Regions from separate parts of the Homo sapiens genome. Here region 1 is linked to region 2. The links are chromatin contacts, found by Hi-C or POLR2A ChIA-PET in ENCODE. All regions are on one chromosome and are shown on one strand. Each heading gives the region's core, a stretch centred on a gene start or an enhancer-like site at or near the end of the contact. The rest is flanking DNA. Distances are from core to core; before and after follow the strand shown. Region 1 has its middle 240 kb from the start of LINC02104. Region 2 has its middle 190 kb from the start of LINC02104.

The links. Hi-C counts contacts between places; a loop is a spot of excess contacts on that map. ChIA-PET counts read pairs that join two places held with the same protein, here RNA polymerase II (POLR2A). Pooled maps may share reads with other maps.
Region 1: a map of posterior vena cava shows a loop between it and region 2 (21-fold over the local background). The contact joins two enhancer-like sites. A Hi-C loop is called at or near these places in 2 of 168 maps with a recorded cell type or tissue (OCI-LY7 and posterior vena cava) and 1 of 50 pooled maps. POLR2A ChIA-PET finds 5 or more read pairs at or near these places in 4 of 52 experiments (AG04450, BJ, Panc1 and 1 more).

The regions. Positions count from the first base shown.
Region 1 is chr5:39,759,811-39,763,669 of GRCh38, forward strand. No RefSeq gene overlaps it. Among named protein-coding and RNA genes, the nearest start is that of LINC02104, 240 kb to the left of the region's middle. Within about 2 kb of position 1,266, at least 5 of the 41 ENCODE cell types and tissues checked have a DNase peak (open chromatin) inside an H3K27ac peak, as active enhancers do.
Region 2 is chr5:39,711,913-39,715,983 of GRCh38, forward strand. No RefSeq gene overlaps it. Among named protein-coding and RNA genes, the nearest start is that of LINC02104, 190 kb to the left of the region's middle. Within about 2 kb of position 1,884, at least 3 of the 41 ENCODE cell types and tissues checked have a DNase peak (open chromatin) inside an H3K27ac peak, as active enhancers do.

The sequences.
Region 1 (3,859 bases), core at 16-2,515, 47 kb after region 2:
TGGGCTACAGCTATTTGCACTCTTGCTAAAAATATGATGTAATTCAAGCAATTCAGTCAATGTAGTTTTGTGATGAAATCTTAGAAAAGGGAATTGTCAGATCAAAGGAAACATACATTAAAAATTTTGATATATAGTGTCAAAATCTTTCCAAAGGCTGAGTCAGTTACATTTTTCATGTGGGAGTTTTTGTTTATTCATGCCCTAGACAACTATGTATATTACTAGATATTAAAAGTTTTTAACAAATTGTTCCTCCAGTAGTTTAGATTTCTTAAGTGGTAAGTTATTTTGAGGACTTTAAAATGTTTTTTTAGACATGTATAGTTCTATTTTTATAAAATATCTTGTCTTTCTGTTCCTTTTACAAGAACTATTAGTTTCGAGACTGTCTCCAAAAAAAAAAAAAAAAGGTTTTTCTTATTGGTTTGTAAAATCTCATTGTATCTTAAAAATTAGCCTTAATTTATTGACATATAACTTAGTGTGGAATCAAATTTATACTCATGATAACACTCTTCCTAGTCACTTGCATGCCTCTATATATTCTTTAGTAGGAAAGAAGGGTACAGAAGTTATAGCTAACACACTGGGAATTCAACATAACTGGTGTATTTCATCTGTGCCTTTCTTTGCCTGTAGCACTATTTGCTTTATTTCCCATCAGAACTTTCTTTTTTGTCGAAATATGGATATGCTCATGGGAAAGTGTTACACATGGAAAAGTCATCTGCTATGAATGCCACAGAAGAAAACAATTCGAGAAATATTTATCTAGCATTTTATCCCTTTTTCCAGTTTGGAGTGGGGAGGGGGGCTGGATAGAGGTAAACAGAAGGAAGTGGGAGAGAACTCAGATGTATAGAGGTCAGATGACTTAAGAATCACGAGATTCAACAAAACCAAAGAGAGAGACGCTTTAGATTCCTTAAATTTTCACCCCTTCCCTGATACATTAGTTCTGTTGCCCTGGCATTCCATTTCTTCTTCAGATGCAAGCAAGAAAAAACAGCATCCTAAGAAGCTCCACAGCATTCTTGATATGGTTTCCCATAAAACCCCCTTGATAATTAGCTAATATGAAGCATTCACATGAGTTTATTTGGGAATTGGCTGATGTTTTGTTTTCCCTGTTGCTGCTGTTGAAATAGTTTGAGTCTGAAATCATTATGGCTGTGGTTACATTTCTTTGGCCAGAGGATGTTGTGAAAGCCTCCATCACCACAGAAACAGATGAATATTCCCCTGCTCATACTGGAAAAAAGTGAATTGGTGACAGCAGCTCAAGCTGCTACATGGGAGGCCTTGAGCCATGACTTGGGCTCGTGAGTTCATGTACCCAAACACAATGATCCATTTCCTCTCCTGCTGGACCCAGGATCCTTTGTGCACTGACCAATATTTGCAAAATTTTTTTAAAATTATTTTTCAGATTTCTGATGGCTTTTGTAAAGAAAGGATGTTCTCATTTATCCCGTCTGGAAAAAGAAACCTCTTTAATGAAGCTGAGGATTAAAATTCCTACGTTCTGATTTTTCGAGTTGTAATCTTTCCACTCCTGTTCCAAAATAATGAATGTAATAACACAAGATTTATAAACACAAATAAGCAAAAAACAACAAAAAAAGAAATGACTCACTATGTCAGCAAGGCCATATTAATCCTGTTGACATTGTAGTGAATAGATAGTTTCTTTTATATAAACTTATGTTTTAAGATCTTTAAAAGCCTTGGTTTAATTAAAGGTAACAAAAAAGAACAAAGGATCAATGATTTTAATATATACAGATAACATAGTATTTTGTGATTACTATAAATTATATGAATTTATATGAATCATTCATCTTTATGATATTAAAAAAATCAAATATGGGCCGGGTGCAAGTGACTCATGCCTGTAATACCAGCACTTTGGGAGGCCGAGGCAAATCACCCGAGGCCAGAAGTTTGAGACCAGCCTGGCCAACATGGTGAAACCCCATCTCTACAAAAAAATTAACTGGGTGTGGTAGTGAACGCCTGTAATCCCAGCTACTCGGGAGGCCGAGGCAGAAGAATCACTTGAACCAGGAAGCGGAGGTTGCAGTAAGCCAAGATCATGCCACTGCACTCCAGCCTGGGCAACAAAGCAAGACTCTGTCTAAAAAGAAAAACAAAATCAAATATGCAATGCAGCAGTGTGGCTGAACTCGGCTAACTTCAGAAGATAGGTCTTAGTTTGGTGTCTTAGTCCATTTACTGCTATAACAAAAACACCATAAACTAGCTGACTTATAAACAACAGGCATTTATTTCTCTCAGTTCTGGAAGCTGGGGAGTCCAAAATCAAGATGCTAGAAGATTCTGCCTCTGCTGAGGGCCTGTTCCATCTAGATGGATTCTTTTTATTTTTTGGAGACAGAATCTCACTCTGTCGCCCAGGCTGGAGTGCAGTGGTATAATCTCAGCTCACTGCAACCTCTGCCTCCCGGGTGCAAGCAATTCTCCTGCCTCACCTTTCCAAGTAGCTAGGATTACAGGCATGCACCACCACACCCAGCTATTTTTGGTAGAGACAAGATTTCACCATATTGGTCAGGATGGTCTCTAATGCCTGAGCTCAGGTGATCCATCTACCTTAGCCTCCCAAAGTACTGGGATTACAGGCGTGGGGTACCGCGCCTGGCCTAGATGGAGTCTTGTCGTCACAGGGTGGAAGGACAAGGAAACTCTCTGGGGCCTCTTTTATAAGGACACTAATGTTGATGATGAGGCTCCACCCACATGATCCAATCACCTCCCAAACACCCCACCTCTCACTACCATCACCTTGGGGGATATAATTTCATCACACAAATTTGGGCAGGATACAAACATTCAGACCATAGCATTCGGCTATTCAGTTAACTCAGTCATGAGTCTTTTGTTAAACGTCAGTTAGCTTCTCTAAGCCTTAATTTGCCCATCTCTAAAATGAGGCTTGTTGATCTCTCAGCTCTTTCTAAAATCCATGCGTACATGTTTCTGCTCAAAAGCAAATGTTTAGGAAATCTCCATACCCACAATCCCAATTTTGTAAGTGAAAAGACTAGTTAGAAGAGCTTAATTTACCATCTCAGAAACATAAACAATGTCCAATTAAGTGTTATTTTTAGTCACAGATAGCTTTTGTTTTTTGAGAAAATCGAGAAAACGACTCTTTCATTGCAAGGATGCTATCTGTTGCATAGTTTAATATTTTCTTTTAAAATGTGGTCACAGTCCTGAAAGTCTTCTGACATATAGTAAGATAGTATCTTTGTTTTCCTTGTAAAGAATGGTTTCATTATTTTTATTTTAAAAATAGAAGTTCTTCAAACAAAATTCAAACAATTCCAAGAAATTACAAAAAAAGATGTGAAAAATGACCTCAAATGCCACTACAATAAAATAACTAGTATTAGCATTTGTGCACATCTTTATAAGTATTTTCTGAGAATTAGTATATAGGAAGAGATAGACTAACAGGAAGGCAGAAAGGAAGGATGACAAAAATACGTAGGATGTATATTCCAGCTGTATAGCATTGATTTTATAATATTGTGGTCTTTCTTTAACTTTCATTTTAGGTTCAGGGGTAGATATGGAGGTTCATTACATACATAAATTGTATGTTGTCAGGGTTTGGTACACAGATTATTTCATCATTCAGCTAATCAGCATAGTACCTAATAGGTATGAATAGATTTTCAATCCTCGCCCTCATCCCACTCTTCACTCTCAAGTAGGCTCCAATGTCTGTTGTTCCCTTCTTTGTGACCATGTGTACTCAGTGTTTACCCTCCCTTATAAGTGAAAACACATGATTTTTGGTTTTCTGCTCCTGTGTTAGTTTGCTTAG
Region 2 (4,071 bases), core at 634-3,133:
CTCCAGAATTTATTCATCTTATACTGAAAGCTTGTACTCTTTGACCAATCCCCCCTTTCCCTAATCCCCCAGCCCTTGGCAACCATCTCCAGTCTCTGTTTCTATGAGTTTCTCTTCAGATTCCACATGTAAGTGAGATCATGTGGTATTTGTCTTGCAGTGTCTGGCTTATTTCACTTAGGATAATGTCCTCTAAGTTCATCCATGGCAGGATTTCCTTCTCTTTTAAGGTTGAATAATATTTCATTGTATATAAACATAAATATAAATACACACACACCATTTTTTCTTTATCCATTCATTCATCAATGGACACAAGTTGTTTCCCTTTTGGCTATTGTGAATAAACTGCAGTGAAAATAGAAGTGAAGATATATTTTCAAGAACTGTTTTTAATTCCTTTGGATACATACTCAGCAGTGAGGTGGGATTGCTGGATCATATTGTAGCTCTATTTTTAATTTTTTGAGGAACCTGTATACTCTTTTTTATAATAGCTATAGCAATTTAGAATCCTATCAACAGTATAAGGGTTTCTTTTCTCCACATTCTTGCCAACACTTGTCATTTGGCTTTTTGATAATAGCCATCCTAAGAAGTGTGAGGTGATGCCTCATTGTGGTTTTGATTTGCATTTTCCTGATGATTAATGATGTTGAGCACAGCACTTTTTCATACATTATAAAGCTACAGTAATCAAAACTGTATGTTACTGTCACAAAAACCAACACATAAACCAACAGAATAGAATGGAGAGTTCAGAAATAAAGCCATGCATGGGTACAAAAGTACTAAGGATACACAAGGGGAAAGCATAGTCTCTTCAGTAAATGGTGCTTGGAAAACCAGATAACCATATGCAAGAGAATAAAATTGGATTCTTATCTTACACAATACACAAAGTTCAACTCAAAATAGCCTTATACATACATAATATCTGAAGTCGTAAATATCCTAGAGGAAAACACAAGAAAAGCTTCATGACATTAGTCTTGACAATGATTTTATGAATATGACCCTCAAAGCATAGGTAATGAAAAACAAATATAAACAAGTGGGTCTACATCAAACTACAAAGTGTTTGCACAGCACAGGAAACAAACAACAAAATGAAAAGGCAACCTACAGGATGGAAGAAAATATTTACAAACCATATATACAATACATGACTAATAGCCGAAATACGTAAGGAAGTCACGAAAATCAATAGAAAAACATGCGAACAAACACAAGCACCTAAATAAAAATGTGGGTGAAGGGCCTGAATAAACCTTTTTTTAAAGGTCACATGCAAATGACCAACAGATATCTGAAAAAGTGCTCAAAACCAAAGCTCTGTTTTGTCCAGTATCCCCACTCCTATCACAGAGAAATTTGTCACCTTACCTGACAAAAAAAATGAGATCATTTCATCAGCCTCAAAATAAAGGACCCAAGAATATATTCCCAACCAATGTGGGAAATCCCTGCTGGTAGAAGACCATCCAGCAAGTGACGTCATCACCAGAAAGGCATTAAGGGACACAGTTTAAATGTTGCAAAGGATTTTAAAAGAATCAGGAGTGAGATAACACTCAGAAATAATTTTTAGTTTTATTATGTAAGATAATATTACTTTGTCAATGTAAGAAAATATTTTTGTCTTTCAGAGTAGATGCTATATTTGGTTCTGCCTCCCACTCCCCCCACCACTATCCTACTTTATTTCACAGAGGAGTCATTTTGTGGCCTCACAAGAGAGTTGGCCAATTCTGCTGAAAGATTGGCATTGACATTTGCTTGTGGGAGTGCCTGAGGACAGAGAAACCTCCCAGCTTGCATGACTAGGTTGGATAACTTCTTCTTCCTGTTTGCCAATAAACATTATGTTTGGCAGAAAACGGTTAAAGATTTGCTCCTATTGCAGCAGGCTGCCTGTTAATGAGAGGGATGTAGTCTTCCCTTCCCATAGCTGGAGTCTTTTAACACATACTGAAAAAAGACTTCATAGCTTCTAAAGGATCAAATTGGCTTATGTCAGTTTATAACAATAGGATTTTATCATTGACTGGCCATACTGACCTAGTAGTAATAAGATACTTTTCTTCCCGAGCTGTCTCTGAAATAGTAGCTGCTTCATGAACATCTTGTCTGATGAATTATTTTCTTAAATGACTCTCTTTTCTCTCAAAATCTGAAGGTGTTCTAAAAATACTAGCAGTTTAATCCAAGGTCCATTTTGCAAGGACTCTCAGTCAGCATATTTTACAGAGAGAATGGCTGGTGGAGTCATTTTACTAGAAGACATGACATGGCTTGAATTCCCAAATCAGATCACTGCAGGCCAGGTAGCAGGTCTTCTCTTAGCACTTTTCTCTTCACCTTTCCATGCAGCAGAGGGCAGTAGTGAACTGTGCATTTTTCTATGCTTTATTTCCTTTTGAAACATAAGCCAAATACATACAAGAATAATAATACATTTAAAAAATAATATTTAAACTATTCCACATGTATAGTATTTTTGCTTCACTGAACAAACGAATTTACCTGGGCCACAATCCAATAGATAGTAGCTAATTTTAGACTTCAGACTTGTGCTTGTTTGGACAACTTAGAATTTGAGTATAATGTTATATTGCAACTAGTCGTTAACAAATCAGGTGTGAGAAGAAATTAGACATTTCAGTGTTTTCTGAGAAACACAATTTCCTTAAGGAAATGTTGTGGCATAAATGTATTTTAGCTATATTTTAGGCTTAAAACATTGTGTTCTTCAAGGAAAATATCAAATCTTTCACAAAATTCTATCTTCTTTAAAAGTCTTTTTAATAAATTAAATAAAAATGATGTTTATTGTCAAACAACTACATGTATGGAACTAAAAAATTAGAGTTATGCAGTAGGAAAAAAAGCCCTCTGACTCACTTTTTGGTACTCACTATTTCTGTTTACCTGGGCTAGTCAATTTTAGCTTTTTAAAAGTTTCTTATTTTCTGGTATTTACCTATGTATTTGAAAATATCATGTTTATCCTAATATTTCCTTATTTTTTGTCTTAAATGTCATCTGTTGTCTTCCTAGTAAATAAGATGAAAAGTTAGCTCTTTTATACTCCTCTCTAATATCTCCTCTCCATATTCTTCCAAAATATCATTTAAAATTATTCAATCTTGGACCTTGTGCTTCACTCGTAGTAGGCAATTATTAACTATATATCTACTTGCAGGATATTTGAACCACTGAAAGGGGTTTCCAATAAAGAAAAGGTTATTCACATATATTTTAAAACATATGGAATGCAGCTAAGGCTGTGTTTAAGGCAACCTACAGGATGGAAGGCAACCTACAGGATGGAAGGAAAATTTGGAACTCAATCTTTTTTATGTCAATTTTTCCAAAATTGATCTATGGCTTGAATACAATCTCAATCAAAATTCCATCTTTTTTTGAAAATTTGTGCACTTTCTATAATGCAGATCCAGTATACTTATGGTAATCTCAAAAGAGAACAAATGAAAGCTATACAGTACCAGATGTAAAGACCTGTTACAAAAGCACAGCAATTAAGACAATGTAAGATTAGTACAAGCACAATCATACCAATGAACTAAAATATAGAGCCCAGAGACAGTTCCATACATGATATATGAGATGATATGTGACAAAAGCATTGTCGCAGTTCTGCGAGTTAGAAAGATCTAGGTCAACTGGAAATCTATATGGGAAATATGTACTTTGACCTACGATATATGGGATAGGCAAAAATTAGGGGTATATCATATACCTAAATATAAAAAGAAAAACAATAATTCTTCCTGAAGAAAATAGGGGAAAATCTTTAAGACCTTTAAATAGTTGGTGTTTCATGAAGATCTTCTTAAACAAAGATTTCTCGAACAGTGTGAAAACTCACACCATACAAAAAAGATTATAAGTGAACTGCATTAAAATTAAGAATTTATTTTTATTCAAATACATTTTAACATTAAGTGTTAAAAAGCAAAGCATAGACTCATATTTGATAAATTGTATTCAGAATAAAGAGCTCCTACAAAACAATAATAATAAAAAGACTGACAATTGATTTTTTGT